Linked DNA regions of Mus musculus: all the other regions are linked to region 4. Evidence: chromatin loops called from intact Hi-C (ENCODE). Cell type or tissue: heart. All regions are shown on one strand. Links, peaks and the distances in the headings refer to the core of each region. The heading gives the core; the rest is flanking DNA. Region 1 has its middle 140 kb from the start of Snx19. Region 2 has its middle 36 kb from the start of Gm31140. Region 3 has its middle 140 kb from the start of Snx19. Region 4 holds the start of Adamts15 (a disintegrin-like and metallopeptidase (reprolysin type) with thrombospondin type 1 motif, 15). Region 5 overlaps Gm31013 (a long non-coding RNA gene). Region 6 has its middle 54 kb from the start of Snx19.

Region 1 (5,167 bases), core at 685-4,684, 350 kb after region 4:
CCTGTCTCTGATTTGCATCCTTGACCTTGTATATGCCAGGTACACATCCTATATCTGATGTGCATCATTGGCTTTGTGCATACTTAAGTAAGCATCCTGTCTGTGATGAGCACCCTCAGCCTTGTGCAAGCCAGGTAAGCATCCTCTCTGTTGTGCATCCTTGACCCTAACAGGTACGCATCCGTATCTCTAAATGCATCCTTAGCCACTCTGTTGGCCTTTGCCTTGTCTTCTTTGTCTTGCTCTTTCTGAGGAAAACTTGTTTGTTTAAATCCAGAACAGAGATGGACTTTGTACTCTTAGTATTCTGTGGAGTTAACTTTGTTTTACAACGACTATCATCCCGTCAGAGGCTCCTTGGTGTAAGAATGTTGCTGTATGCTTTGTGACATTGACCCTTAGCAGTATCTCTGGCTTATGCTGGTGACTGTTGGATTCATTTAAATAGTGTTAGAGTTGCCAGCTTATAAACAATAGTTCCCTCTCCTCCCTCTTCACTGAGTATAGAACAATGGAGACCAATTGTAAAGTTCAACAAAGGAAGGGATCAGCAAGCTTACTGCTGATAAAGTTAGACTAGCCAAGGATTATAAACAACTGGACAAAACAGGCTTCCTTCTGTGTTGTTTCAAGAGCACATGTTAGGATGTGTCAGGTGGGAAAATTTGGACTTAGGGAGTAGACATATTTGCTGAATGTTATTTCTGCATACTCCTCAGGAAAGAAATGCACCTCCTGGGCCTGGGCGCTGGCCAGGGACAAAGCCCTCAGAAGCTGGAGTAGGGTGGAATGCAGACTCCCATGTAGCTCTTTATCCCCTGTTCTCAGGTTTCCATTCAAGGTGAGGAAAAGAAAGAGGAGGAAAAGAAAGGGAATGTGTTTCTTAGCACTTTACAGGGGGGAGGCTTTGCATTATTGGCACTTTCCTGCCTGGGGCCCCCTGTGATGCTGACTTTTGTCACAGGTGACAACAAACACCACAGAAAGGCTTTGCTGAGAAAGCATAGCTTAGGGAGGGAAGCAGGGGGAGAATTTCTTGCTGCTGTTGGCATTACTGTACATTACCTTGGATGGAACAAGGCATGATGGTTTTATGCTGGTCGTGTTGACGGAGAAAAATCTGCCCTTACTGATTAGAAATATACATTGAGATTCTAAGTAAAATAATATGTCTCAGATTTCCTTTAAAAGATTTTATCTGAAACAAACAAAACCAAAGTGAGATGTGAGAGGAAGTACAAAAGCAGATGAAATTACAGGCCTTGTGTTGAAACTGTTGACCTGGGTGATGATGGGTACCCAGGGCTTCATTATGCCGTTCCCTTTGATACTCTGTATGTTGTCAATTTTCCATAATTGACATAGCTCCAGAATCTCTGAGTTGTCTACAACGCCAGGCTAAGAGATAAGGTAGTCAGAAATGATTCCCCAAAGTGTCTAGAGAGCAAAGCTATCACTACTACCTGGTACTCACAGAGCCACACCAACCAGAGCAAACGGTGGGTTCCCCTAGTGGATCTGAAACTACTGCTACACCCCGAAACCAAACATGCTGGGCTGTCCGCCATCCGGCAACATGCATCTCCCTCTGTCCATAGTGCATTTGTTCTTTCTTTAAATGACAGAGGTCTGAGCACCATACCCCAGACATGGACAGGTGGGAAGTGGACTGTGCCTTTTACTGTGAGAATCTTTCAACATAGGAAGGGGATCCAAGCCATCCTGAACAGAAGGCTAAGTTGTCATTGCCAGGAGAAAATAGTTCTTGAAGTACTTCATATTTTTCTTAGATTTCCAGCACAGAAAATGGCTGTGTTCGCTTGAGCAGTTCTTTACAGCTTATAAATGTTCTCGAATACAGTCACATCTTAGTGTCTGTAGCTTACAAGGCTTTCTTGTGAATACTTCCAACAACTTCATGAGTTAGAATTGCCTCCAAATCACAGCTGAGAAAATTATGGGAAACAGAGTTAAAAGTGATTCACCCAAGTCCCCAGAGCTTTGAAGCAGTGGCCTCAAGATCTAGACCGGGGAGACTCCTATTCCAGGTTGTCACTTTCATGGCAAAGCCACCAAACTCTTAGAAATGACTTTCAGCCAGTTGCAGCTTTCATTTATTTATTTATTTTATCTGAATTCAATCAAGAACCCAAACTTCTTAGAAGTTTGCCCTCCTTTGCTAACTTTTCTGAATAGCTTTCCTCAACCCATTGATAATTGCCCTAGGCAGATACGAGGGTACCAAAAACCAAGGGCACTAAGAACCCATAACCAGTTTCAAGAAGAGCTGCAATTGTATCCCAGGAGTCTAAGGTAACAGGGGTTATGAATCACAAGGTCATTGTGGGTCAGGTGAATGGTGGCTCAAAAGAAGAGTAGGAAGCTGATTGTCAAAAAATTCAAAATAGGAAATAGAGTGCTGAAGCAGAGGTTGAGAAGGTTGGAAGAAGGTTGGGAGGTTTGGTCATGCAGTACAGCATTTTTTTCATATTCTTTGAAAGAAGTTTTACTATTATTGTGCATGGGATGTGTGTGTTTGTGTGTGGGATGTGTGTGAGTGTGTGTGTGCGTGCATGCGTGCGCGCGCACCACAGCATGTATGGAACAATTTATGTGTAGTAGTCAGAGTATAAATTTGGTAATTGGTTCTCTCCTCCCACTCTGGAAAATGGGGACCAAACCTGGATCATCAGGCTTGTAGAGCCCCCTTGCCAGCTTCTCAAAACACTGTTGATCACCGAGTGTTTTATTTATTTTTAAATGATTTTTTAAAAGTTATAATCCAAGATGATTGCTTGAGTGTCCTTGCAGTATCTCCAAGAAGTGTTTATACAAAGGCACCTGGAAAAGGGCACAGATCTGCCAGGTTTGAGGGAGGAGTAGCAGCCCTGGATGCAAGTAACTGCCCTTAGCACATTCCAAGGGTGAAAGCAGGAAAAGTGTGATGCTATGGCTAAGGAGGGCCCAAGTCCAGTAAGCTCTCCCCTGCTGCTTAATACAGGAAACATCCCCCAAACATCTCCACTAATCCCCCCACCAATACAATGAGAAATGAGTGCCTCTGGCAGCCAAGCAGTTATTAAGCCAGGACCAAACATATTCCCGCCCATAGCAACGGAGCCAAAGATAACAGCAGGGAATAGCCAAGCTGTAGAGAAATGGCAGACACAGAACATTCAATCCTGGGAGTCCCCCACCATGCAACTGAAGTGTGAGAAAAAGAAAGGGGCTTGTTCAGCAAAGCCTTGGGAACTTCAGGATGCAGGGTGGAGCTGGATCAGGCTGAACAAGTTTAGTGAATTGTGGAAGTGGCAGGCAATGCCTCTTGAGGAGGCATACCAAGGATGGATGTTAGCATTTCCTCCAGCTCCACCCAAGTTACCTAGCAGCACACAAGTCCAGGTACTAGCCTGGCTTGATATAAAAGGACTGTTTGGCCTTTTTTCTCCCTCTCCCTCTCTCTCTCTCCCTCTCTCATTCTTTCCCTCTCTCCCTGTCTCCTCCCATCCCTCCCTCCCTCTCTCCTTCCCTCCCCCTCTTCTCTCTCTCTCCCTCTCTCTCCCTCCCTCATCCCTCTCCCCATCTCTCTCTTCCCACATGTTCCCCAGCAGGTCTCTTTCCCTCTTTCTCTCTTTCTGTTCTTTTCTGTCCCCTTTCTTTCTCTGCCTCTGCTCTCTTCTGTAGACCCCCTTCCCAGGTCCTAGATAAACTTCCTTTTATACTAGGCCTGTGGTATGGCTTATATCTCAGGGGGATGCCTCAGCATGGGCCCACTAAGGCTCCCCCTCCCCTCTATATCATACCTTGTTGTGGTTTTGTTTGTTTGTTTGTTTGTTTTTACAAAGCACAACAAGGGAGGCAGTGGAGATTCGTGGTAGTATGGTAGACTTCACATATTTAAAAGTGGATTTGTTTCTAGCACTCATTTCTCCAAGATGACCCCGCTCTTATCAAAGTGCCCACCCACACAGTGTTTGCCTAAGGTTTCTTTGTGCCAGGATGGAACTCTTTCTAAGCAGACAAGCTCTCAGAAGCACCTTATAACTATCGATGCTCTCCATTCAAAGAGGACCATTCGCCATTCAAGGAAGACGGTAGATTCTGCTTCAGGCTTTTGCAGACAGTACAGGCCAATAAGAGGTAGAGGCAGAGCTTGTGCCCTGGGAAGAAGAGTAACTTGAATGTCTATTCTTTGCAATAAACGTGTTAGCGTCATTGAATGTTGTCACTAACTAGACTTTAGAGATAATCCGGCAGCTTATTTTTACAGAGAAGAAAACTAAGCTAAAAGTATTTGAGAATGGCCTCACCCTTAGTTCCTGCCTTCTGAGCAGTGAACCCTTCTTTCACTTGAGCTGGGAAATCCATAAGGCAGATTGCCTTTATTTTAGAAAGAATAAATGTTGCACTCCCGATTTTGGCAAATGGACCTGCCTTGATTCCTTTGTTTGTCCACAACAAAAGTGTTCAGGCTACTTCAGTTCATCCATCCAAGATTTAATTTTTTTTTTTTTTTTTTTTTTTTTTGTGTGTGAGGTAGAATAGTTACAGTGGGAATTTTTTTTCACTCCCCCCTTTTGGCCCTGGCGTTCCCCTGTACTGGGGCATATAAAGTTTGCAAGTCCAATGGGCCTCTCTTTGCAGTGATGGCCGACTAGGCCATCTTTTGATACATATGCAGCTAAAGACAAGAGCTCCCGGGTACTGGTTAGTTCATATTGTTGTTCCACCTATAGGAGATTTAATTTTTTTTTAAAAAAAAAAATTAGTTTCACTTAATAAAAATTCAGCCACTGTAATCCTAGATGAAGTAGACACCTGGCCACATGATACCAAACCCACCCATTCCTGTTCCCATAGGATCATGGGATCCATCCCTCATCCTTCTCTTCATCCTCCTCAGGAAGGAATTATCCACATGATCACAAAGCCACAAAGCAATATCAACTGCTAATGAGCTGACAATCCCCCAAGTCTCCCCTCGATCAACTTGACTGCACTCACTCCCTACCCTTAACTGAAGACAGAGATCACTGACTTTGGCACCATGTGAGTCACAACACATTTTTTTCTGGACATGTTGAGGAATGCAGGCTCTGGCTCAGATGGATTTCCATAACCACTAGCCAATTAGGGGGTCTCCTTAGCACTATTTCTTTATCTGTAA
Region 2 (5,167 bases), core at 619-4,618, 76 kb after region 4:
TACCCACGTTGGACTCAAACTCACCATCCTCCTCTCTTATCCCCAGTCCCTGAGTGCTGGTATTATAGGAGTGAGCACCATGCTGGGTACTGATATCTTACAATTAGAAAAGGGCTTCAAATGGATGGGCGCTGACATTTAGCTTGGGTCTGAATCTCCCTCCTTTTTTTTTCTGAAATTATGCAGCCTGAAGTTGATATTCTTCCTTTAGGCCCCTGCACCTCTGTTCTCCTGTAGTCAAAAAGTTTGACCATGCTTGGATCAGACAGAAGGCTTGGAGGACTCTGGGAGTGTTAAGTGTGCTGTGTACTCAATAGTCGCCTAGGGGTGGAAGAAGCAGATACCCTGAGAGGGGCTGTTGTGTATAGCAGAATGGTGTGTGAGGTATGGCTGTGTGGGTGTCTGTGTGGGGTCTGGGTGGGAAGGAGGCCACAGATGGGGTGTGCACATCCTGTGTGTGGTCCTTCTGGCCTTGAAGCCCCCAGGAGGCTCTGGTTTGGAGTCACTGGGCGTTGGAGGCTCTTGGGTTGCTTCCAGCAAGGCTGGTTGGTGTTGAAGGGACCGTCTGATGGCTGTGGGAAGGGCACCAGTCTGCCTGGTCTCTGAGGTGACTGATTTCCTCTGTGTCTCTGGGAGTGGACAGTAGTGTCACAAATTGCATGGGAAAAAGGGCTGCCTGGGGCGGGGCCCAGGCCAGCAGGGGTGTAGACGGGAGGGGCTAGAGAGGGAGGTGGATGCCCGAGTCTTTGGGGAATAAGGAGAAAAGGATTTGAAAGCCAGGATAAAGCATTTCCCGAGCACTTGGCTCTCTTCATCTATTAAAATTAAAGCCAGGCCTCTCCTGGAACGTTCCATTTGAGATTCTTCTGGGAAATTCAAAAGACTGGGGAGGAGTGGGGGGGTGAGTTGGGCTTTTCTGCCTCAGTTGATAGTATCCATGCTGGACGGGGCAGCACAGCAGTTTGGTATTTGTTTTAGTTTTGAGCACTCACTGAGTTCTAGGCCTTGACTTAAGGGATATGTAAAATAGTCATAGCCCGACGGAGAATGCATATAAATAAACAGATGGTGATGTGATAACTAATGCTTGAGAATGTCAATTGTAAATATGCATGCAAGGTTGATATATTTGGAGAGGTGTGTGTGTGTGTGTGTGTGTGTGTGTGTGTGTGTGTGTTGTTACTGGGATTTTCACAAAGACAGATCTAGGTCTACCTATTGATCTATCACCTAGATATAAAAATGGCTATTTCCCTACACAGACCAACTCATACATTATTAACTGGGATGGACTCTGAGAAGTACATCGTTAAGCAATTGTGCTGTGATCTGAGTACCACAAATGCCTAAGAGATATAGACTCATTACTCCACGAGGCCTCAAGGCCATCAAAAGACACAACAAACACGAGACGTATGAGGCTGCTGTTGTCATGCTATACTCTGTTTTCAGTAAACTTAAATTAGTTTTTACAAAATGGAGTACACCCTAAAGCAACAGTTGAAAGCACAATCTACACACAAACAAACAAGCGATAGAACTGTATTCTCCGGGACCTACACACTAGCAATACCGTTGGTTTGTTTACACTAACATCACCACATATATGTGAGTAATTGGTTTCCATATGAGATCACAATGGCTACAATGTTACTAGGCAATGGAGAAGCTTGTGCAGACTTCTAGGATCACCACTGCACATGTTGTTTGCCATGGAATGAGACCTTAATTGTAGTGCATGACTCTCGCCTGCAAGCACTTTGTACTGTGGGTGAACTTGAAGCACTTTGCCACTCTCCCTTACCAGATTAAATATTCCTTGCAGGAACTCCTGCAAGCAAGTGGTATGACTGGAACTCAGGCAGGCTTCCTTAATGGTTTTCTCTTACTAAATCTATCCATAGAGGTGAATCCAAGGTACCAGAGGAGATTAGCGATAAGGGCATTTAACTTTGCTCCTGGGATCCAAGAGAGCCTTCCCAGAGGAGGAATCAGGTTGCAAAGACTAGAGCTCCCAGGTTGGACTGCATCTGTGTGTGGGTGTGCTGGGATGCAGGTGTTCCGAAGGAGGCTTCAGAACTGTCCGTGGCAAGAGTGTGAGAGAGAGAAGGCACCTCATTTTTGGCCAGTCAAGAGCAGGTCAGTGCAGCCCAAGCTCTCTCATCTCACACCAAGGAAGGCAGGGTCAAGGTCCCAAACATGTGCACGGCTCCTATCAGCTGACTGTATTCCAGGCTCCAGTCTCTCCTCATGATGACAGCAGTGCAGATGTAGCCAGCACCGGGAGGGAGGGAGGGAGGGAGTCAGTCCACCAGGGAGAGGGAGGGGGGTTGGAACCAGTCTATTTCCCAGCAGTGATACCACCCCAGCCATCAGCTCCTTGCCAGCAGGGTCAGCACAGGCATGGTGAGACGGAGGTGGAGGAGCTGTCTGCGCTGTTGCTCAACCTCGGCACGTGGAGTCCGATGGCCTGGGTCAGCTGCTATCTGGGTCTTGTTTAACATCCCTCCTCCTGTGAGCCCTGCTAACTGGCCCATCTGTCCAGCTGATGAGAAGGCTTGCAGGCAAGGAATGCTGTTCTCCCAGGTCTAGCCATCTTTCTGTAGCCAAACAGATGCGCAGAACAAATAAACAGGCCAGCAAGTCGTAGATGGGTTGTGTTAGGCTTAGTTGAGACATGCTGTCCTTTTTGAAAGCTGTTGATGTGTTTAAAAGAGACCAACATCTGGGGCCAGACCATATCTGGCTGTATATTGAGGCCAAGACTCTTAGCCCATCCACAGTGACATTGTCTAAATGTTGTACTTTTCGAAGAGTACCAAGATTGTAACCCACCATAGAGTTAATTGAGTCCTTCCTCCTGGATTTTGGACTGTTACATGTGAGTTCTTTTTCTGCCTCAGGATTCCTAACTGTGCAGGTTAGACTAGGTGATAGAAGTCCCTTCAGGAACTGCAAGCTGCGTTTTCCCTGAGTCTAGATTTTGTTTATTGCATCTGTCCCATGTTTTTTTTTTTTTTTTTTTTTTTAGCAGGGGCAAGCTTTTGTATATAGTCCCAGAGATTTGTGCTGTTGGGAGGACCTAGAGGACAGTTCTACAAAACAGAAGTTTACCATTTTGGGGTGGGGAAGGATCCAGGCTCAGCAATGGAACAGACCTGGGTTTGGGAACACTACCTGTCTTTGGCAGGTCCTTAGATGAGCTCTTTAACATATTTGGTCTTGGTCTTCCCTTTGGTAGAATGAGAATAGCAAGCCCAACAGCTCTTGGGATTTTGTGATGATTCCCAGGACAATTCAAGCCCCCCCCCAAACTTCTCATTTCTTCCCTAGCCTGACCTCAAGTCTCTTCTTGCAGGGAAACCACACTCAGCTTGCCTGGCCCTTTCCTGCTCTTTCCTCTGAAGCTTCCTCTTTCCCAGCCAACTTGACCATTCACCCAGCTTGCTAAGCATCTCTTATAAATGCAGGCACTTGGAGCATCTCTACGTCTCCCCCAAATCTACAGACAAAGGCTCGAAGAGCTTGGCTGAACCCCCTCCCTCCTCATTCCATGCTCAGCTTTGCAGAATGGCTGGCTTGCAACTGGTTCTGTAAATGTTACAACCACCTCCTGTCTGAGCCTTAGTGCTTCTGCTTAGGGCTGAAATGCTATGTGGAAGCCACTGGTTGTCCATGCTCAGACCACACACACCTTCCTGGAGCTGCCAAGGAGGAAGGGAAGAGAAACTGTGTGCACCATTTGTTTCTGACTTGAGACTCCTAGCATTCAGCATATCTGGGGTTTCTCCCTCCACTTAAACACTTGAATGCTGAGCAGCTCCAGTGGCAATTGCTCACACATCCCTTGACTTGCCAGCTTGGCTATCCTAGAGATTTTGCTACTCAAAAGTGGCCACCTTTTGCCTCCCAGCAGTTCCAAGGCCTGAGGACTCAGAACTTTTCTTGATTACTTTTAGAGACACCATCTTAGTTTCTTCTGTTTTTGTTTGTTTGTTTGTTTGTTTGTTTGTTTGTTTTTTAAATCTTTTGGTGGGGAGGGGAGTACAGGCTCTGTGCATCCCAGGTTGGCACTGAAGTCGCTATATGAGAGAAGAACTTCTAACCTTCCTTCTGCTACCTCCCGAGTGCTGGGATTACCAGCATACATCGTTACACCCAGTGTATTTGGTATTGGGGATGGAACCCCAGGCTTCACCCGTGCTAGCCAAGCATTCTTCCAGCTAAGCCATGCCTCCAGCTCATTATCTATAGAGCCATAATTTCTCTTAATCAATCCCTTCCTGACAATTGGCCATCATTTCTATGCATAAAAATAGCCACAAATGCCTGTCATCAACGTTACTTCCTCTGAGCAAGTTCTGTCATTCTCTTCTTAGCCTGTGTATTGTGCACAGAGGCTGTGAATTAGTTCGGGAAAAGGGGGCCACATGGTGTGACCTTCTCAACTTTTCCTCCTTTAGAAAATCACTTGTCATATCCTTTCAATGATCAGGGCTCAAGTTTAAATATTCAATGATATTGTGGTGATTTGAATATGTTTGGCCCAGGGAATGGCACTATTGGGAGGTGTGGCTTTGTTGGAGGAAGTGAGTCACTGTGGAGGTGGACTGAGAGACCCTCCTCTTAGCCACGTGGGAGCCAGTCTTCTCTTGCTTCCTCCAGCACCATGTCTGCCTAGACACTGCCATGCATCCCGCAATGATGATAATGGACTGAACCTCTGAACCTGTAAGCCAGACCCAATTAAATGTTGTCCTTTATAAGAGTTGCCTTGGTCATGGTATCTCATTGCAGCAATGGAAACTAAGGCACACATCAAGACCACCCTTTTCATTTGGATTTAAAAAATAGTTATATTGCTAGGAGTGGTTGTACATGCTTATAATTTTAGCTCTTAGGAGGCCAAGGTAAGAGGATTAATATCATGAGTTTGAGGCCAACCTTGATCCCATACTGAGTTTTAGACCATCCAGGGCTATCTGAGAGATGGTGCCTTAAAATAAAACAAATTGGTTTTGTTGAAGAAAAAAATGATTTCTACAAACTGCACTTCATTTTGTCATGTGTATGTATGTGCAAGTTCATGTGCATTTAGAGGATAGAGGACAACTTTAGGTGTCATTTTCAGATGCCAGTTACCTGTTTGTTTGTTTGTTCATGTATC
Region 3 (5,167 bases), core at 714-4,713, 360 kb after region 4:
CGTAAGGTTCTGGAAGAAGTTCTTTATTTATTTATGTGTTGCTGCCCTTCACATATTCTCTAGTCAATCTCATTTTCCAAGTGGGAAGAAGACTCTGCAGTATCTCTTGCTATCCATGTCCCCTCAGGCACAGCCTTCTTTTCCATCTAATTCTAATACAATGCAATTAATTATCCATTCGAAGGCTCTTCTCATTCCAACCTTGCAGAGAAACTTGGCATGTTCTTCTGTTGGTTTCTTGCATGTAAAAGAGAACATAATGCCAGCTCTCTTGTCTCCAGGGCTACATTAAATACCATACAGCCTATCTTACTTAAGACCAACCCTGCTCCCTATTGCATATGAATTACCCTGATACCAAGGAAGAACATAATTGTGCTGCCTCACCATTGGCAGAAATGTTAAGACGCTGGCCAGCTTTCTGTCACTGGCAACATGGACCTGGGGACATAGGACATTCTTATCCAAAATCACTCAGATCCCTAAACAGCACTGGGGTCATGTGTTTTCCATCTTCAGAATCCCAGAGCTGACTTGCAGCCCATCTCATATGTGTTGGAATAAAGAAGAGGAGAAATTTGATCCCTATGGAGATAGATCACTCATCAGACTCAATGAGGGTTTCTTGTGTGGGTTGTTGCTGTTGTTGCCATTGTTGTTGTTTTCTTCTTCTTCTTCTTCTTCTTCTTCTTCTTCTTCTTCTTCTTCTTCTTCTTCTTCTTCTTCTTCTTCTTCTTCTTCTTCTTCTTCTTCCTCTTCTTCTTCCTCTTCTTCTTGATTAAAACCAAGCTTTTAGTTTTGGCAATATTTATTGAAAGACTAAGTTAATATTCACTGAAGCCTATGACTGAGCTATTGTATTGCTACCTTTGGCGCCACTTTCCAAGTCTACTTAGAATCCAATGTATCTCTCTGTGATGTTTTGGGAATACCAATGACTATCTCCTATGTTAAACCTTTCCCAGAGTCTAGGAAAGGCCTGTTCCTATGTGTGCCCTGGATGCTGTGGCCTGTCTTATAACACATCATTAGACTCCCTTGAGAATCTCAGATGATTACATTTCAAATGAGAGAAGTCTAATGCCTTCCAGGAAAATGTAACTGTTTTTCTTAGACACACTCAGCAAATTCTAGGTTGCATGAAGGTTGGGGTGGTGCACTTCCTCTAAGGGCAGCCTGCCACATTCTTTACCTATGAGCAGAGCTTTCTAGGTAGCAGAGAGAGGTAATGCAAAGCCTTTGGCCTCTACTGCCAAGTTTTCTTCTGTTGACGCTTTGCTCACAGCTGCTGGGAGCTTGTGGGCTGGGCACTGCACTGCCACCAAGGTAGAACTGGATCTGATTCCTCCAGAACATGGGGGAATGACACTTTCATCTGCTCCCCAGAGCCACTGCTGTGAGACCGTTTTGACAATGTTACAGAACTAGCTTTCCAATGTCTAAAAAAGTGTGAAAAATATAGAGCAGAAAATAAAAATAGCACCATCCCTCAAATCCACTCACCCCTATTACCATAAGTAGGGGCAGATCCTTTTGCTAAGCTCTGTATTGAATGATGTCATAGTGGAGTGCTCTACCAGAGGCTATTAAAAGCATTTAGAATGTCATAGGGATGGAGAGAAGGACACAGTATGTAATTTTATGAGACAGCTTCTTTCATTCACTGTAATTGAGATTCATTTGAGTTGTTGAGTATATTAGTGTGTGTTCCTTATTTCTGAGTAATGTTTAAATACATGGTATTTTCCATCCACACACTGAAGGGCATTAGGGATAACTGCAATTTTTGACAACTCTAAATAGAGTTGCTCTAAGCATTATTGCACAGATTTTATACGGTGCAGGTGTCTTCACTTCTCAGGAGAGTGACTTTTACCCTTACTCCGTGGTCATTTGTGGTTGAGTAATTGAGTAATTCCTTGATGCAGGGAAGGAATCTCCTGTGCATCAGGGATGGTTGATGACATCATTGGCCTCCACTCACCATACACTAAGTTGCATTCTCTTACCACTTTGTGACAAAGAAAAACGTTTCCAAAAATAGTCTTGTGAGGCAAAATCACTTCCAATTGAGATGTGCTGCTTTACAGAAAATGCCCAAGAGTGAAATGGCTGAACCATAAAGGTATATGTTTAATTGCATAAAAAAATTACCAAACTATCAGAGTGTCTATCGTTTTGCATTCTTATTAGTAATGAGGCTTCCAGTGTCCTCACAACCTCTCCATCAGCTAACTCTGCTCCATAGAGCTTTCCTCTGGGCCCTCAGCATGGGTAGAAAAGTGCTGGTCTGCATGCTGGGCACTGTATGGGAGATCCGTGGGGCTCTGGTCCGATCGAAGAGGCTCAAGAGTTACAGTTCTCTAAGGGGAAGCCAGGCAAGGCGGGCTGCTGGGCCTCCTCCTTGGCTGCTGTTGCCGCAGAGTCGGTGACAGGCAGCGAGATGCAGCAGGCAGCTAGGGGCCAAGGTTGGGGCCACCGACCAGGAAGTGGCTGTGGCACACCCAGCTTGTTGGGCCAGGTCAAGGTCCACTGGCCAAAGCTTTGGGAAAGAACACTCTTCCCTGGAGTGTTTCAACTCAGTAAGACAGACACTCCCACATAATCTTTAACTTGCACACTTTAATTTTTGTTGATAGGACCTTATAAACATTTGGGGGTGAGATGGGATCAAGAAGCAGATGCCTTCTATTGGCTTGGCCTGAGGTGTTAAGGATGCCTCATCTGCATGTGGAAGGTCTTCAGGTGTTGACCCTCCATGACTGATTGTCACAGTCCTCTTAATGGGGTGTCATGGTCTTGTGCTCCAGGACAGGAAGCTGGCCGGGAGTAGATTTAAATGCCTACCGTTCTCAATTATGAGAATTGCTGGGTTCCTGAATCCACTGCTTGACTTTACCAGGTTTTCTGTCTGGTGGCACCATCTACTGCCCGGCAGAAGAGGGTTATTTATTCTTTGCTTACCCCCATCAGTTAACACATTAAAAATAGCCTCAATGTCTTATTTAGGTTTCCCAGTACTGTGATAAAACACCGTGGCCAAAAGCAACTTGAGTAAGAAAAGGTTTATTGCAATTTATAAACTCACGGGTTGCACTCCATCACTGAGAGAAGTCAGGGCAGGAACTCAAGGCAGTAATCTCGCAGTAAGAACTGAAGCAGAGACCTTGGAGGAGTGCTGCTGACTGGTTTGCTCTCCAGGGCTTGCTCATCCAGCTTTCTTTTATACCTCAGGACCATCTGCCCAAGAGTGGCATTAACCACAGTGGCTGGAATCCTCCTACAGCAACTATCAATCAATAAAATACCCTTCTTGTTTACTCACAGGCCAATCTTATACAGCCATTTTTTTTTTCAAATAAGATGTCCTCTCCTCACATGTGTATAGGTTTGTGTCAAGTTGACAAAAAGCAACCAGGATGTGCAGAAAAACCTAAAATGTGCTGATGTCACATCAAGGGATGAGAATAAAGCACTTCTTGGATTAAATTAACTGATAGTAATTCCAAATTTGAATTCTCCACCACTGTGCCTTCCGTCTGCCTGTAGTTTGTAGTTATGGACACTAATTTGCTAGTATTAGTTGGCTAGCAAACTCCGGAGATCCACCTGCACCCCTGCTCTATGGTGGAGTTAAGGATGTGCACATCCACTTTTGGCTGCTTTTTCTTTTTATGTGAGTTCTGGAGTCCAAACATATCTTCATACTTGCATGGCAAGCACTCCACTTACCAAGCATCTCTCTGATATACTTTTACTTAAGTATCACTATATCTACTTTTACCTTCAGTAATTTTCAACTTCATATTTCACTCTACTCTTTCTTCTGTTTTCTTTTCAGTGGTAATTAGTGGCATAGTGGTTGGCATTTCTATATCTTGTTTGGTTTGGTGTTGCTGCTAATGTAGTAGTGGGTTATCTCCTGCCTCCTGTCTGGTTGGCTCCAGGGACTGAGCCCCTGCTCAGTAAGAAGACTTGAGAATAAAATAGAAAGAGATCCCAACAGAAGCTCTGGCTCTTTGAATCTTTCTGCTCCCCCTTCCAACATGTTCCCTGTGCCTCAGGAGTAGCGATATAAATATGGCAAGTGTGGTTGGGTACCTCCATATTATTGCCCAAACATGACCTATATTTTAAAGGTAAATTGTATATAAAGACAGATACAACAAAGGGTTTGAGTTGGCAATAATGTTCCCATCATCTTTGTACTCAGAACTATTCATATTAAATATCTAAATTTCAAAGGGTTCAATTTAGAAAACAAGTAGTGACTTCCAAGAGATACAGATCAATAAAGTAAGGTGATTAATTTAGGACCTAGAGAAGTATGTCAAGAACATGCATGAGAATGCTATTAGCATGAAATCAACGAGAGAATAGAATTTTTTTTTTAAAAAATGGAAATTTTAGAAAAGAGAAGCTTAAATGATCAAATAAAAGCCATAGCAGAAAACATCACCAATAACCTAGATGAAGGAGACTAAAGAACATCAGGGCTGCAGGCTATGCTTGAGGAAATACTATATTCAGATATCAGTATTGAAGACAGAACATGACCCATCTACACCTTCTGAGAATTGTGAGATTGGGAGACTAAGACTAATGACCCATGGGCAAAAGAAGTTGAAAATCTATCTGATAAAATTGTAGCTGGAAATTTCTTGACTGTAGAAAATGAAATGGTTGTATAAGCACAGGCAATACTGAGAACCCCGAATCTACGTAGTCAGAGAAGACCTCTGTGACATATTATAGTCAACTTACAAAGTACAAACCAAAGAAGTCATAGTAAGATCTGTCAGGAAGCAGCATCAACCACACAAGCAATCACATCAGACCTCAACAAAGACCTTAAGGCAGGGAAGCATTAAAGGAAATATTCCAAAAGTAAATAACTGCCAACCACGATAGCTACATCTAGCAAAGCTATCTATTTAAATTGATAGATAACAGGAGACATTTAAAGGCAAACACAGACTACAATAGTTCATGTATACCAATTTAGAAGTTCTAGTGAAACTAAAGGATTCCTAAACACTGAGATAGAATAAATAGATGGCTTAGCAGTTTAGAGCACTTCTTGCTCTTGAAGAGGGTCTGAGTTTGATTCTCAGTGCCTATATGGTGCCTCCCAAACATCCTTAACTCAGTTAAGATGCTGAAAAAA
Region 4 (5,167 bases), core at 644-4,643:
GGCAGTCTGTCTAGCCCATCCAACACAGTGCTAACCCCACAGGGCAGCCTGTGTGGGGTCTGGGTTCAAGAAGGGCTGGCTGTGTTTCTCGGAGGTTGTTCTCCCAACACTAGGACCTTTAAAGGGCCCTCCTCGGTTTGAGGTCCTTTTGGAGACTTGATGGTTAAGAAGCAGGGTGGGGGTTGTTGCAACTGGAGGAAAGAGGTGGGCCTGGAAAAAGAGGTCAGTGCTGTCTTGGTTCCAGACTCCTGGACCCAGCTGCCTTGGGAAGGCTAAGACCCAGAGAGCTCACAGATGTCCACCCAGGCAGTAGTAACTGATGCATCTCCGCACTGGGGTACCTAGCGCAAAAAACGTGAATAGGCTCCAGCGTTCGTTTCTTAGGTCAGCCCACGCCTCCTGCCTCGGCATAACGCCACTCCCTCCCCGCCAAGTGGCTCTTGCTCAGGAGGCGGGACCGAGTTCTCCAGTGGCCCCTGGAGGCTCCAGGCAGCGAGCTCTGGGAGGCTGGGAGGGGAGTTAGGGGAGGGGCGCTGACTGGGCAGTCCAAAGAGGAGGGGGCCTTTAATAGGCTCGCCCAGCGCCTAGTTTGCTGCACCGCTAGCGGCTGCGGTTCGCGAAGCAGCCCGCCACCTCGCGTCACTTCTCCACGGCAAATTTTCGGCTGTGCACTTGACAGCGACCGTACTAAAGCTCCCAGAGCGCGCTTTGCTCAGGGAGGAACAGGTAGGAGGCGCGGGCTGCCCTGTGCACGCTCGCTGCTCTGGGAGGAGTCTCGCGGACTTGGTTGGCTGTCCTTTCTGGGAACTGCCCATTGTCCCGGGCGTTGGTGTGTGGGCTACAAGGGGACAGTGCTTGCCGTGGGAGCCGGGCTAAGTCCCATCCCAGAGCGCGTCTGTGCGCGGCCCGGCGCCATGCTTCTACTGGGCATCTCAATCCTGGCTCTCGCCTGGCGACCTGCTGGCAGCTCCGAGCCAGAGTGGGAGGTGGTCGTTCCAATCCGACGGGACCCGGACATCAATGGCCGCCACTACTACAGGAGGGGTACGGAGGACTCCGGGGATCAGGGTCTCATTTTTCAGATCACAGCTTTTCAGCAGGACTTTTATCTACACCTGACGCCAGATGCCCAGTTCCTGGCTCCCGCCTTTGCTACTGAGTATCTAGGTGTCCCGCTGCAGAGGCTCACTGGCAGCTCTCTAGACCTGCGACGCTGCTTCTATTCCGGGTATGTGAACGCGGAGCCAGACTCCTTTGCTGCTGTGAGCCTATGCGGGGGTCTCCGCGGAGCCTTTGGCTACCGAGGTGCGGAGTATGTCATTAGCCCTCTGCCCAACACCAGCGCGCCAGAGGCGCAGCGTCACAGCCAGGGCGCACACCTTCTCCAGCGCCGGGGTGCTCCTGTAGGGCCTTCCGGAGACCCCACCTCTCGTTGCGGGGTGGCCTCGGGCTGGAACCCCGCCATCCTGAGGGCTCTGGACCCTTATAAGCCACGGCGGACGGGCGCGGGGGAGAGCCACAACCGCCGCAGGTCTGGGCGCGCCAAGCGCTTCGTGTCTATACCACGGTACGTGGAGACACTGGTGGTGGCGGACGAGTCAATGGTCAAGTTTCACGGCGCGGATTTGGAACATTATCTACTGACGCTGCTGGCCACGGCGGCGCGACTCTACCGCCACCCCAGCATCCTCAACCCTATCAACATCGTGGTGGTCAAGGTGCTACTCTTAGGAGATCGTGACACTGGGCCCAAGGTCACAGGCAACGCGGCCCTGACTCTGCGCAACTTCTGTGCCTGGCAGAAAAAGCTGAACAAAGTGAGCGATAAGCACCCTGAGTACTGGGACACAGCCATCCTCTTCACCAGACAGGTGAGTTCATCTGTCACCTCTTTGGATGCAACCCCATTTTTTTTTTTTTTTTTTTTTTTTTTTTGGATCATTGAGTTTAGATCTCCAAAGCCCCTTTGTGCCACCCAATGCCCCCTTTAAATTGGTTCCTTTCGAATTCTAGCGTTGGAAGTTCTATACAGAGTCCTCTCCTAGGCTCAGCAGAGCTCCATCTCATGTGCTTCTGGGGAGGTTGGTGGAGAGCCTGCTTTTTCCGAAGGTGTTGTCCTGATGCAGCCAATCAACGCCTTCTGGATCAGGCGCTGAGGGGCTGGAACCCAGGAAGTTGCCGCCCCTGAGCTGCAGTTTGTCTTCAAGATCGATAGGAGGCGCTATGAGGATGGTGTTGTAGATGGTGGCAATGGGAACTCCTTCCCTTTTCCTCTGTGGGTGGCTAAGTTTTCTCTGACATCTCCAAACAGGCTAACTTTTGCTGGATGGAGTCCTGGAAGGTGATTCAAGGTCAGTGCCTGCTGCATTTCTAGTGGGCAACATGTCATTCTTTCTCTGTCTTGGGTCTGGGAATCCTGGACTGAGACGGAGGGGATCATTGTAATAGTTTGTGAGTTGCTATGAAAGGCCAGACTTACATATACACTCCATCGCCGCTTCTCGCTGCATCCTTTTCTGTTGGGCCTTGTCCGTATGATTCCTAGCGTGCAGTCTAAGAAGGCCACCTGTTTGGAACTGGAACCATTTTGTTTGGAGCTTCACTTAGAACTAAGCTCGCGAAACTGCCTTTCAGTTTTCTCAGATCCTTGTTAGTAGATGGTGACCTGTCCAGCTAGCTAGCTGCATCCTAAGAGCAGGGAAGAGTGCTCGTGTCCTAGTCTGAAGACCCTTCCTCGAGGGCAGGACACCTGCTCTGCCCTTGCTGTCAAGAACATTTGGGCATTCCAGCTGCAGGGTTGGAAAGATATGAAGATGGGACTAGAGAGACGGACCCAGATGTGGAAAGAGAGCCCTGTCTTCCTCGCGTCTTTACCAGATCTTCTATCTTAAGAAGCTATTGACCTGTGAACATTTAGTTGAACTAAAAGTTGGGTGCTGGGAAGATCTGGATTTCTGAAATTCTTTAGACACTGGAGAAAAAGAGTTATCCAAGTGCCCTGCTTTCTCTGAGTTTTGGGGGGCTGTGATGTGAACCCCTACAGCGCTCTTTTTTTTTTAAATTATTATCATAACCACAACATTCTGGCCACAGTACAGGGTTCTTTGTTACCTCCATGGCTCTCACTCTCCTCGTTTCTAAATGGCCACTTAGAGTTGGTCTGGCGCCCACGAGCTGGAGCCGGAGTCTTCCACAGTAACCCATTTGGCACAGCTAGTCCTTTCCTGCGCTGGAACTTCCTCCTTTCCCAGCCTCTTCTCCTCCCACCACCTGGTTTCTCTAGGGAGGTCTTTGGCCTGAGCCTTGTTTCCTTGTGCTCATTCTTCCAACTGAGGTCTGTTGAGCGGCCGCAGCCCCAGTCCTAGAAGCCCTGCTTGAGTCACCGGGAAACTGCAGAAGAGGGCTCAGCTTCTGTGCCCAGACCAGCTCTGCAGTCAGATTGCTGGGAGAGAAAGCGGAGGCCAAGAACAGGATATCTTAATGGGTAAAGCAGCTGCTGTCCCATCCGCTACCTGAGATGCCCCTGTGGAGGTCACCCCCTGGCTCTGGAGTAACAGAGCTCAGTCCAGTTAAGGCTGACTTTTGGAACCCACCCTGAGAAGAAGAGTCCCCGCTGGGAAAGTAGGCCACACCATCAGAAGAGATGGCCTTTTTGAAGACGCAATCAAACAGCATGGCAGCTTCTGTTTCTCAGTGGTGGCCCCCAGTGGGCCATGTCATCTGTGCATAATGGGTAAAAGCTGCATGACCACTTGGCTCAGGAGTGGGGATGTACAGATGTGAGTGTGAGAAGTTGTTTTTCTCTTAGGTATTTAGAGGGCAAAGCTAGAGAGCAGGGAGTCTGTGTTGGCAGGCCCATCAACAAGGTTCGAGTGTCATGCTTGGATAAACAGCTCCTCCCCTACCTCCTCACCAGCACAGATTTTTGGGGCCTGCTGTACTCTCAGAGTCCTAGGAACATCTCATTCCTGAGGCACAACCCCTCCTCCCTCAAATCTCCCTGGGGAAGGTACAGTATTGGATGAGAACACGGGCAAACAGCTGTTCTTTCTAGACCAAGACAAATGTGGTCTCCAGGAACCTTAGCTGTCCGGAAGAGAGAATACATTGATCATACAGCAAGTGTTTTGACAATTGGAAGAGTTTCTGTAAGGATTCAGAGTAAGCTCATGGACAAAGAGAGCACATCTGATTTTGCAAAGCAGCCAGCCTCCAGGCTCATAACAGCAGGGTGAGGTCAGCCCAGGAACAGATCGAGGCTCTGCCGAGAGTCAGAGCCAGAGTCGTTCTCATTTATTTCTATGAAGAGTGCAACGTCTCTGGCTTCTCATTGCACGGGGGCTGCAGATGCCAGGTACTTACTGCTGTGACTCCTTAGGCCCTGATTTGCTGAGTCCTCCCTGTTCTCAGGCCCAGTGCCTCTGCTGCTTCAGTAACCCTTTGTGGCACAAATGGCTTTTGTCCATTCGCTCATTCATCCTCTTGAGCATCTACAGACTTCCAGGTACGATTCTGGCTGGAGCTGTGCATACTAATAAGGTGTGGCCCAAGGCCTCCTAGGAACTGCCAGTGTGGCAAAGAGCTGTCAATCACAGCATAATATGTTAAGTGCTTTCTTGCGGGCAGCTCCGTGTGTGTGTGTGTGTGTGTGTGTGTGTGTGTGTGTGTGGCCTGGGGAGTGCTGGAGTGGGGAGAGAAGCCTGCTTCTGAGTTATAAATGACCTCTCTTTGCTCCATCTGCTTCACTATTTGTGACATTTCCTCTTTTGACATGACTTCATTTTCCTTTTTATGACTTGTACTTTATGTCTTCCTCCTGCTTTCACTCATTTTATTTCTCTCTGCTTGGTGTCATTTCACACCATTCTCCCTCCCTTCTTTAACCTTCTCTTTCTTCCTCCTTTGGGATTATCCAGGTGGACTCAACTGTCTTATGGTCTTCATCCACACTCCCAACTTTCCCCGTTCACAACCCTGAAGCCTGGTACTGATTTTGTTTTGGTTTTGAGTGGTCCCATATTTCGTTGGGAGGAGTGTGTGTGTGTGTGTGTGTGTGTGTGTGTGTGTACATATGCATATGCGCAAATTAGTGTATCTGCCCCTGGAGGTCAGACATATAAGGTCGCCCTAGAGCTAGAGTCGTAGGTGGTTTTGAGCTGCTTGACTT
Region 5 (5,167 bases), core at 488-4,487, 190 kb after region 4:
ATACTCAGGGAGTGGGTGCAACTCTCAGCCTTTGTCAAAGAAGCCTCTTTTGGCAGTGGGCAATGGTCAAATGGGAATCCATAACTGGATGAATCCTGAAGAATATTTGGCTACTGGGTGGCTTCAAGTGGCTCATCTATGTTACCCTTTCTATGGAATATCAAGGAGAAGGGGCAGAGATCTATGGGTACCAAAGGACGAGGAAGAGTGTAGTTGGGTACTCTAGTCTGGATATAGCATGGCTGATACAATTATGAACGCACAGCAGCTGTGATTAACCATACCAAGTCTGAAGACAGAGAGACAGAAGCAGGGCCTACATGACAGAAGAAAAGACTTGGCTTGAATGGGACAAGAGAGGGACGCGAGGTAAATGTAATAACAATGCATCATATGCAGGCGTGATACTATACAGCATCAAAAAATCAAGTCTATGATGGGAAATTTTGCCTCTTGTAGTATATGGTACTGTAGATGCTGGCTGTCACATGTGCAACATGGATTTGGTTTCTAAGTGAACAGAAGTTACTTTCCTAGGAAAAGGGTTCTGAGGAGGATGGAGGCTGAAGCTTGAGGGAGCCTCTCAGAATACAAAGAAGAGACAGTATTGGGCTGGCTGCTGAGCACAACTACTGTCTTTCTGCTTTTCACAGTATTTCTTAGGCTCTTTATGCACTCTGTCTCTCCTCTCTGACCTTGCCTGTGTTTGTTTGCCCATGTGTGTGGTGTCTGCCTCTAGGTCATCAGTAAAGGCTAACTTAATGACTAAATGATCTTGTCTCAGAGTCCCTGGTAAATCTAGAAGACCAAGCCTAAGAAAATAAACAGGTCCTGTGTGAATCAGGCAGACTTTTACACTTCATTACTTTTAAAATTGAGATAGGATATTACTATATACCCCAGGCTAGCCTGGAACTTAATATGTATTTGAAATTAGCCTTGAACTTGTGACAGTCCTCCTGCCTATGTCTCCTGAGTATTGGGATTACAGATATTAACTCTAAAATCAATTTAGGATTTACCTTCCAAGGCAAGGTCACTTACTGATCTTTCAGGCCGTCAGCACTATTGTATATTAGGTGAGACCACTTCTCCTTCTGTGGTCTCCTTCATGGTCTAGAGCTAGCCTGGCTCCATCTTATAGGATAGAAGGACAGTTTCATCTCATCCAGCACTTAGTAGCAGCCTTATTTTGACCTTGTGGCAGGGAAATGCCATGCATTCAGTACTGATTTTGTAAGCTATGTAGTCAAAAGAGTTAACCAAAGTAGGGTATGAAAGCTTTATGGGAATGTTGTTAGTTTCCCAAAGCACACATCTGCATATCTGGCACCACATTGAGTTAGGTACTATAAAATTTATTCTTTTGTAGATGAAGAAGTTGGGGGGGTCTAGAAAAGTCAAATACTTTGCCCAGTTAGTCTTCAGCAAAAGACGGCAGTAGATTTCAAACTCTGGCAGTCCAACTCCAGAATTTCACTATACACACCCCACCTCTTGTTTTTCAATTTTAAGTCATAAATTCATGAAGTGAGTGTATTGTGCCATCTCTTCCCAAACTGTAGAGTAAGACCTGGGGCACGTGCAGGGAGTGGCTTATTATCATCAAAGAAGGGGCTGAGTTGTGGTTCCGTTCTGATGTTTGATGGAGAATGGAGAGTTTACTTTGGTAAGTTAAGATGCTTAGGTTGGCCCACTGACAGGGGCAGCACAAAGAAAAGTCAGGCTCAGGATTGGGATTCCTGTGTCTCTGCTCTTGGCTTATCACAGTCGTCATCATCAGCGCCTTGGCTATCATTAGCGCCTTGAATTTTTGTGTTGGTCAGTGCCTGCATTTCTGTTTTGTTTCCATTCTGTTGCTGGATACAGAAGACATCAGGTGAGAAGGGATTCTTCCTAGGGGCTGAACTACAGGGAGTTTCTCGGTGTCTACTTCATCTCCTTGTTAATTAAAGGTGAGAAAGTGCCTGGGGACTTGGGGTAGTTGATAAAAGCAGGCCTACTTTCCAGGGTTAGCCCTATGCCCCACAGTTAGGTTCCCAGGCTTTTGTTTATGAGCTATAAATTCCTCAATGAGGTTTGTCTTTTCATTTTATTGGGGAGCTTTCCTCATAAAGCCCCTCTAGAGGCCATCAACCCCACTCCCAACTCTTGGGAATTGTCTTATATGTACATGCCTTGTGATCTCTTTCCCTTCCGTTAGCCTCTTCTCTCCCCTGTTAAGAGCTCCAACCCAGTCTGTCTTCCCATTTCTATTCACCCTACTCGAATGGGGAATTCCAAGCAGCTGTGTTTTCTGAGGGCTATCACTCTGCAGAAACGGATTCCTGCTCTGGGTGCTGTTTTATCTGTAAGACTAGAAAACTAAACGATATATAGTGCTTAGATATCATTTTCTTGAACTACTTCTCAGTGCTGGAATTTACAGTGTTTAATGCCAGGCTGTCATCTAGTGGCTGTTTAAATGGCCCCAGAGCCATGAAACATACCCAGTCCACTTCTCAGACCATTCTGCTGGAGGATTTTTAGTAATACAGGACTGGAGTATCTACCCATTAACCTCATTCCTGTTTTGCTTCATGTGACAAGTCTCTGAGAATTTGAAGGCATCTTTCATGACTTTTGCCTAATTATCCATTCCAAGGCAGTAACAATTTTCTTTACTGAAGCCACAGGCCTTGTTTTTTCAAAGATTCTATGCAAGCTAGTTTTATGTCAACTTGACATGAGCTAGAGTCATCTGAAAGGAGAGAATCTCTACTGAGGAATTGAGACATCCATAAGATCCAGCTGTAAGGCATTTTCTTAATTAATGATTGATAGGGAGCCGGGGGAGCAGCCCATTGTGGGTGGTGCCATTCCAGCTCTGGAGGTCCTGGGTTCTATGAGAAAGTAGGCTGAGTAGGTCATGATGAGCAAGCCAGTAAGTAGCATCCTCCATGGCTTCTGCATCAGCTCCTGCCTCAGGTTCCTGTTCTGCTTGAGTTCCTGCTCTGACTTTCTTCAGTGATGGCCTATGATGTGGAAATACAAGCCAAATAAATCCTTTCCTCTCCTCCTTGCTTTTGGTCATTTTGTTTTATCATAGCAACAGTAATCATAGCTAGGGAAGATTCTTTATGTATCAATACTTCTCTTGAATGATAATACCTGAGAATGGTGAAACCCGAGAAGCAAGAATTATTACAGATGTGATCAGCCATAGGGAGGAAGAGATCTCTTTGCTGTTCTGTGTTCCATTAATACACCCAAAGAATATGTTGGGGGTTGATTGTTGTTTGATGGTTGAGTATTTTTAGCTGTAATGATAACACAGTACTAGGAAACTACTCATAGGAGAAAGCCATGCATATATTCCCGAGGCCCCTTCCTTAAATATATGAGGAGAACTTGATTTCATCCCAGATGCCTCCAGGTATTCTCATGACCAGAGATTTAGGAGTCTTGGCCACAAACTCAGAACAGAAGGGTGGCATCTCTGAAGGAGGTTGTTTTCTGACAGAGTGAGGATAGGTGAGAGGGAGAGGGGGAAGACCGACCCTCTATTCTTGATGGTCCCTGTCTCCTTGACTTCCTCTCTATGGTCTCTTCACGGCCTCTTCCTGCCATTGCAGGGGACATATGAAAGAAGACCTGCATGAGGGCTTGCCATCATGGGGAGAGAACATAGGAGGGGTGCCTGTGGGTTCTTCTCTAGATGTTGATCTTAAGTAAATACGCTAAAAGGGCTTGCTAGGCCAGTTGCAAAGGCTTGCCCAGCTTCCCGTGATAGAGACTTAGGTCACATTAAGAAATACATTTGGCCGGAGAGGATTCCTGTTTATCAGGCTCTTTAGGAACTTTGCAAGCACTGTGCCTGGCAAATGTTTCTAAGATCTATTTATTGATAATCTGGCCCAGATCATCAAGCATATTGGCTGGCATCTATTGAAAATGATGCCAACATGAGCTATCATCAACCAAAATCCGGACCATTTTCCTAAAATAGAGTTAACCGTTCTTACTTTGCATCTGGAAGACCTAAAATGTTCGGGGTCATATGAATCACCAGCAAGGAACTATATAGAAACTGGATCTGTTATTCTTGTTCCTGACAGTGAAGCACAGAGTAACTTCCTAAAGAACCCCACAGAGCGTTAGCAAAGGCCTTGGGAAAGGAACTAGGAACCCCACCTCGGCCCATGCTATGTTAGGCAGCAGACCTACTTTTCTGTGCCAGGAACAGCATCCTGACAACACCCTTTCTTCCAGATCCCAGATGCCCTGCAGAGCCAGGCAGGTCAGAAAGGCAGATGTCAGCTAAGCGGGGCCTGTTTAAGGCATAGCCTGGGAAGTATGTGTCAGAAGCAGGTGAAAGATGTCAAGTTTCACACAAACTAGACACTAGATGAAAGTCTGGGGCAGAGAAGCCTGGGCTTTATTTACTTCTGTGTTCAAACCACTCTGTGTTATGCAGAAAGAAAAGTGCCAGAAGTTCTCTGAGAGAGCCTGAGTGTGGGTGTGGGTGGGAATGATGGTACCACCACGGGGTCCCACTTCTACCAGTGATGTAGACTTTGAAACTTACAAAGGCGGTATAGCAAAGTGAATATACTTAATATTACTGGAATTGCACATTTGAAAATAATTAAAATGATACATTTTATGTCTAGTGTATTTTTTCATAATAAACAAACCTGCAAATAAGCAAACCTACTAGACACAAAGATAGTGCTATGAGGAATGACTAGGACATTGCCTGCCACACCTCTGATAGAGATTGATACTCATCTCCAGGAAGTAGGTTAGATCTCACAAGAATGGGCTACTCAGAGTGTGATCATGTTATCAGTTTGTTTTAAAACAAGTTGAATTTTCTCTCTTGGAACAGATAAGGTCTCAAGTGTTTGTCTACATAATCTTCTTTTATCCTGTTTCTAGATTTTGCTATTCCTGCTCGACACTTAGGATTTAGTCAAAAGTCTGTTTTTCAGACTTCGAACTCATTTGTGCTTTTTACCTGAAAATTCCCCTTCCTCTAACCTCATAAAGTATATAAGAAAAAACTCCTCTCATTTCAGCACACCTATACTACTACCTGCTACGACTATACTGTCTGTGTCCTAGAACCAACATCTACTTTACAACAGATTGGATACCAATTTTCAGCTAGAACTGGAATAGCTCA
Region 6 (5,167 bases), core at 574-4,573, 440 kb after region 4:
CTTGTTCTCTTGTCGATTCACCGTGATCTTTGGACCTGGCAATATAGCAAAGGGTCTATGTGGATGTGCTGGGGAATGAGGTGGCCTGGGTTTGAGTCGCTGTCTTGTCCCTTCCTTACCGAGATATGCAAGTTATTTTAGTTTGAAGCACCTATGTCTCCATCTACAAGGGTATAAACATGGGTGAAAATTTCACAGTTAAAGCAATCTTGGAGAGTTTACTAGCAAGAGCACCGAAGCCAGAACTTGACATCCTGTAAGTCCATTTGGATGTTAGCTACTCCTGTCAGAGTGGGCACTGCCTCTCTCTAATTCAGCACCACTATCAATTGAAAGAAAGGTCCTAGGCTCTTCTCCCTACCAAATTCTTTGAGGAAATCCAAAGCGAGTGCACATGTGACCCTGTGGACTACTGGCTATTTGTTCCATGATATTCCTCATGATCTGCCCCAGCACAGTTTGCTTATTGCGTTTCTCTTCTTCCCAGTGAAGCTAAGCGCGGGATTCTTTGTCTCTTTGAGAGGTCTCTGCCTCACTGGTGGGTTTTGTTCTTTCCTGGAACTTTGTGCACCACTTCGATACACTTCACTGATTAAAAACATTCTCTCCATAAACTTCAACACACTGGCAAGGGATCTTTGCCACAGAAACTCCCAAGAATGAAATTACAGGCCTCTTTGTGTGGAGAGCAAACATTTGGGAAAGAAGCCACTTTAACTCTGGGTGTGCCAACTCATACATGCTCCTAGATGACCCTCCCTGCCACACTGTCATAGATGCCATAGTGCCTCAGTAAGTGACCCTGCAAAGCGGTACTGTGAACCTTCCCACACTGTGAACTTAATACTTGTGTCTTCCTCAAATTTACGTGGTGATATTTAAGACCCTCAGGGTGATGGTTTTGGTAGGTGGGGCCTTTGGAAGGAGATTAGATCATGAGGGTGGGGCCCTCAAGATTGGGATTGGTGCCCTCATAGAAGAGGCAGGAGAGAGTTTGTTTGTCCCCTTTGCCACATGAGGACCTGGCAAGAAGACTATTCACAGGGAAATGGTCTTTAGCAGATGCTAACCCCCAGCACGTTGACCTTGACCAGCAGTTTCTGGAACTCTTAGGATGAGATTTTGTTTTTCTGTCACATTAGTCCTGATAGCACAATGTCTGCCACATCTGTGAGGACAACCACTCAATGCTCACCCTGACATGGCAGTGGGGCTTATAAAGGAAAGGGACACCAATCACTTAATGATTCTATAGCAGCATGTGGATGTGGCTTCTTGTCTCTACATCCGTGGGTCATGCAGCATGGTGTGTTGCACAGAATGTGCTGGCTGCTAGCGATAGCCAGCTTCCCCTCCCCATCAAGGTGGCAAGCTCCTGAGTGAACCAGTCTGGGGCACATCGTGTGTAGCAGGGCAGCATGACATTGGGTGTGACAGCTTGGATGGGAACCAACACCGTCTGTCTTAGTTAGGGTTTTACCACTGTGAACAGACACCATGACCAAGTCAACTCTTAGAAGAAAAACATTTAAACAGTTTCAGAGGTTCAGTCCATTATTATCAATGAGGGAACATGGCAGCATCTAGAGTTCTACATCTTCATCTGAAGGCTGCTAGTGGGAGGCTGATGTCCAGGTGGCTAGGGTGAGGGTCTTAAGCCTACACCCATAGTGACGCACCTACTCTTACAGGGCCACACCTTATAATAGTGCCACTCCACTATTATACAAACCATCCCACCGACTCTCACCACTGACTTTAGGAAGCCATCTAGACTCAGCAGATCTCAGCGTCTCCTCCATAAAATTGAAGCCTAAGATGAGTGAATGATAGCATGTGCCTTCTTCACTGATGGTGACTATTCATCTTGTAATAAGAGATGTGCGTATTGATCTGACTGAGTCAGCAGATGACAGAGCTTTAATTCTGGATAGTAACAAATTGATATCATGTAATCTTTGTTGTATTTCTTGGCAGGGGAAGGAAGAGAAGAGTGGAAAAAGAAAAGGAAGGGGAGGGGAGGGAAGTCAGAGGAGGAGGAGAGAAGAGATCCTAGAGTTGACATCAGGTCAAGGTTAACCACAGCTCAAGGGAGACACAGCTACAGTGTCCTATTCAGGTCTCCTATAATCTTGTGAGTTACTTACATGTCTGCACAAGAAGATCATTTGCATACTTGCAAATGGATGCATGCATGTACTAGGGACATTGTTGCTATTTGTAATTGTACGAAGCTTATTGAGGAGGAAGTCTGTCAGGGAAGTCCGCACACCACTTGCTGCCCTGACCTGCTGGTTCTTGGTCTCCAACTCATTCCTTAGCTGTGATCTTTCACGCTAGAAACCACCTCCGGTGCTGTCCATCTCCTCATACCCATGTCTAAGAAGCCCTTCCTAAATCCTTCCCAAGGAAGCCTGTACTGTCTGACTCTGCCCTCTGCAGCTCTCCGATGCACCGTTGAGGTCTTTCTCCTAAGTGCCAGGGGTGACCTGACACTGTGACTCCTCATCCCAGGCTTCCAGTATCCTCACCATTGTATCCAGGATAAGTTCACCAAACAGGACTTTAGTCTTCTCTATTCCGGACTTCCGGCTACCTGACACTACAGATTTATGCTGGATGCAGAGAAAGCAGAGGACGCTGTGTAGAAAAGGGATGGAAGGGATCCCAATTTCAGTCTCCTCTCACAGGCAGAATATGAGCCCAAGAGAGCTGGGCCTCCTCAAAAAGACTCTGTTTGGATCTCTTCTTTTCATACAAAGAGATTGGGACTTGTTGTTGCTTCCCGGGGTAGTTGGTGACCTTAGTCTGGGAAGTTACAGCACCTCCTAGCTTCACTTTCCCATGGCTCCCCACACACAAAAGCTCTGACTTCAGGCTAGCTGTTACTGCTGGGTCTTACTCCATGACTAAGGCAACAGCGCCACCTTCTGGTCTTAGTGCCACAGCGGTGGTGCTCTTGAGTGCTCTTGTGTGCCCTCTTGTGGACTTGTGGATGATGAGGCGCAGAGAGAGGTGGCTGGAGAACCTCCCACGAGGTGTCTGATTTTGTTGGCTAGTGTAGAGGAAAGCCTAGAAATTAAGGCTTTGCAACAACTTAGGTGCAGAGGGTCAGAGGTATAGCTATGGCGAGTTTCCAGACCCACATGAGATCTTATATTCTCTGGTGACAAATATAGCAGTGGAAATGATGTTGATGGAGAGAAAGGATTTATGGAAGATGGTGGGAAGGAGCTGAGATAGAGGCAAGGTAGAGGAAAAGAGAAGGGGATATTGTTCTGTCCCATCCTGGAGCCATCAACAAGACCAGTGCAGAGGAGCCGGCCTTTCCCCAGGAGGCGTTCCATGGAGTGTTCAGTTCCCTGTTTGAACTGATGGGCCCTCTGTGTTATTGGCAATAATTAGCTGTCCCTGGCTGGGGCTCAGCCTCGGCTCCTGTGTCAGCCATATAAGAATCTCAGTGTCTTGGGAACGTGAGCTAGGCTTGAAATATACTTCCCTGAAAGGCTTATTTTGTTTGGGGACAAGTCTCATACCAATCTGTCCTGCCAAGAAATTACTGCTGTTAAACTGTTGGTTTTCATTGCTGTCAAACACAATCTTCCCAGGAAAGTACTAGGCAGTTACCCTTGAAGGCCTGCTGGAAGAGAAGGCTTTTGCCTTTGTAGGACTTCTCTAGACCCCTCTGGGGGAATTGAAAACAACGGAAACACTTTAAGATGGCTGTAGACAGTGCAGCCGAGTCAGTCATCCTTGGGCTTCCCTCCCTAGGGTCCTGCTACCTACAAGGCCCCCATTAGTATCTCATAGGTCCCCAGGGAGACCAAATGGAGACCTATGGATATAAGCACAGCTTCGTTTTGACCATATGCTTGGCTTTACTTTTTATTCCAAATGCACACAGTCCTGCAGGGTCCGGCCTAACAGAGAGGTAAGGAAGAATGGGGGAACAGAATCCCGGCAGTATTTGTTCAGCCCTGGACGACTGCAGGGACAACGGTGCAAATAAATACAGTGGTTTCCTTTCCAGAATTCTTCTCAAAACATCTGGGAAAGCAGAGAGGGCAATGTTTTATCCTGTTGCCATTATTTTCTTATTTAATTTAATCTTGTTTATAGTGAAATTTATTCTATTGCAAACACACTGGAAAGTCAAAATATGGCCAGAGAGATTGCTACTTCAGATCATCCAATAGGGAGGGATTACTGTTGATTTGGAAGACAACGATTCTCCAAGCAGGTCTTTCCATTTTCCTCCCTTTCAGGAGTTGGTCTGTTTTAAAAGACCGTTACCATTTTAGCTTTTAAAAGGAAGTATTGTTTTTAAAAAATCAGACCACAGAGGCAGAGTAGATGATGTTTTCTAGAGGCTAAGGGGTTGGAGGATTCAGGAGATGTCGGCCTCACGACACTGAATTTCACATAACTTTACAGGATCAACCACATCGCACGGTGACCTCAGAAATAAAAGCATATGATACATTTGAAAATTACACGGAGTATAAATTTTAACTGTTCTCATTACAAAGGTAGTAATGACAATTATATATATATATACTATATACACATACATACACATATACAGATATATATGTATATGTATATATATATATATATATACTTACATATATACACACACACACACACATATATAACTATAATTTGTCCAGTTCCTAATTCATATGTACCATAATGTAATGCGTTGCCCCCCAAAACCACAATTTTTAATTTTCAATTTAAAATTTTGCCAAATGTAGCATGATCTAGTATACATCAATATAAAATGCTATCATGCAAATCCACTGCTGGTTAGTATTATGAAGGAAAATTAGGCAGATCAGCATTACAGTTACAAAGGATGCATGCTGTTTTTCAGATAGCATAGTCAGGACAGTGGTCTCTGAGAAGGCAGTGGTGAGACAGAAAGAATAGTGAAGAATGAGCCATTGGACATCCAGGGAAGATCATTCCAAGCAGGGGACTGATTCAGGGGGGTGCTTGGTGTGCTTGAAGACGAGAAGGAAACTGGGTAGAGCTGGGGCATGAGACCACATCCAGGAATCAGTGTTGGGCTTTGATTCTAAGAAGAAATTAGAGTTAGAGTGATACAGAAGCATTCCTGAATCAGTGGTGAGCAAGCTAGGCTCTGGGAACCCTTGTGTCCCTA

Evidence for each region. Peaks named below come from ENCODE experiments on the same cell type or tissue, not always from the same donor. Only the 100,000 strongest peaks of a DNase experiment are listed, where the experiment ranks them.
Region 1: it touches region 4 in a loop (2.5-fold over the local background); 13 of 42 quality-filtered maps call a loop at or near these places.
Region 2: it touches region 4 in a loop (4-fold over the local background); 6 of 42 quality-filtered maps call a loop at or near these places.
Region 3: it touches region 4 in a loop (4-fold over the local background); 21 of 42 quality-filtered maps call a loop at or near these places.
Region 5: it touches region 4 in a loop (2.9-fold over the local background); 8 of 42 quality-filtered maps call a loop at or near these places.
Region 6: it touches region 4 in a loop (2.7-fold over the local background); 22 of 42 quality-filtered maps call a loop at or near these places.

Annotation. Positions count from the first base shown.
Region 1 is chr9:30,569,144-30,574,310 of GRCm38, reverse strand. No RefSeq gene overlaps it. Among named protein-coding and RNA genes, the nearest start is that of Snx19, 140 kb to the right of the region's middle. In heart, for the core only: no CTCF peak of the experiment used is centred there; a DNase peak (open chromatin) is centred at 3,100.
Region 2 is chr9:30,841,549-30,846,715 of GRCm38, reverse strand. No RefSeq gene overlaps it. Among named protein-coding and RNA genes, the nearest start is that of Gm31140, 36 kb to the left of the region's middle. In heart, for the core only: a CTCF peak has its summit at 2,351; DNase peaks (open chromatin) are centred at 625 and 2,455; H3K27ac peaks cover 1,212 bases.
Region 3 is chr9:30,561,359-30,566,525 of GRCm38, reverse strand. No RefSeq gene overlaps it. Among named protein-coding and RNA genes, the nearest start is that of Snx19, 140 kb to the right of the region's middle. In heart, for the core only: a CTCF peak has its summit at 2,930 (motif pointing left); no DNase peak of the experiment used is centred there.
Region 4 is chr9:30,917,985-30,923,151 of GRCm38, reverse strand. It overlaps Adamts15 (a disintegrin-like and metallopeptidase (reprolysin type) with thrombospondin type 1 motif, 15), which reads left to right and starts at 700. Exons shown (of 8, transcript NM_001024139.1): 1 at 700-1,871. The coding sequence starts at 915. In heart, for the core only: a CTCF peak has its summit at 2,206; DNase peaks (open chromatin) are centred at 871, 2,191, 3,281, 3,891 and 1 weaker place; H3K4me3 peaks cover 1,934 bases; H3K27ac peaks cover 1,259 bases.
Region 5 is chr9:30,732,140-30,737,306 of GRCm38, reverse strand. All of the region lies in intron 1 of Gm31013 (a long non-coding RNA gene), which reads left to right. Among named protein-coding and RNA genes, the nearest start is that of Gm31013, 47 kb to the left of the region's middle. In heart, for the core only: a CTCF peak has its summit at 2,461 (motif pointing left); no DNase peak of the experiment used is centred there.
Region 6 is chr9:30,478,452-30,483,618 of GRCm38, reverse strand. No RefSeq gene overlaps it. Among named protein-coding and RNA genes, the nearest start is that of Snx19, 54 kb to the right of the region's middle. In heart, for the core only: a CTCF peak has its summit at 2,945 (motif pointing left); a DNase peak (open chromatin) is centred at 2,858; H3K27ac peaks cover 246 bases.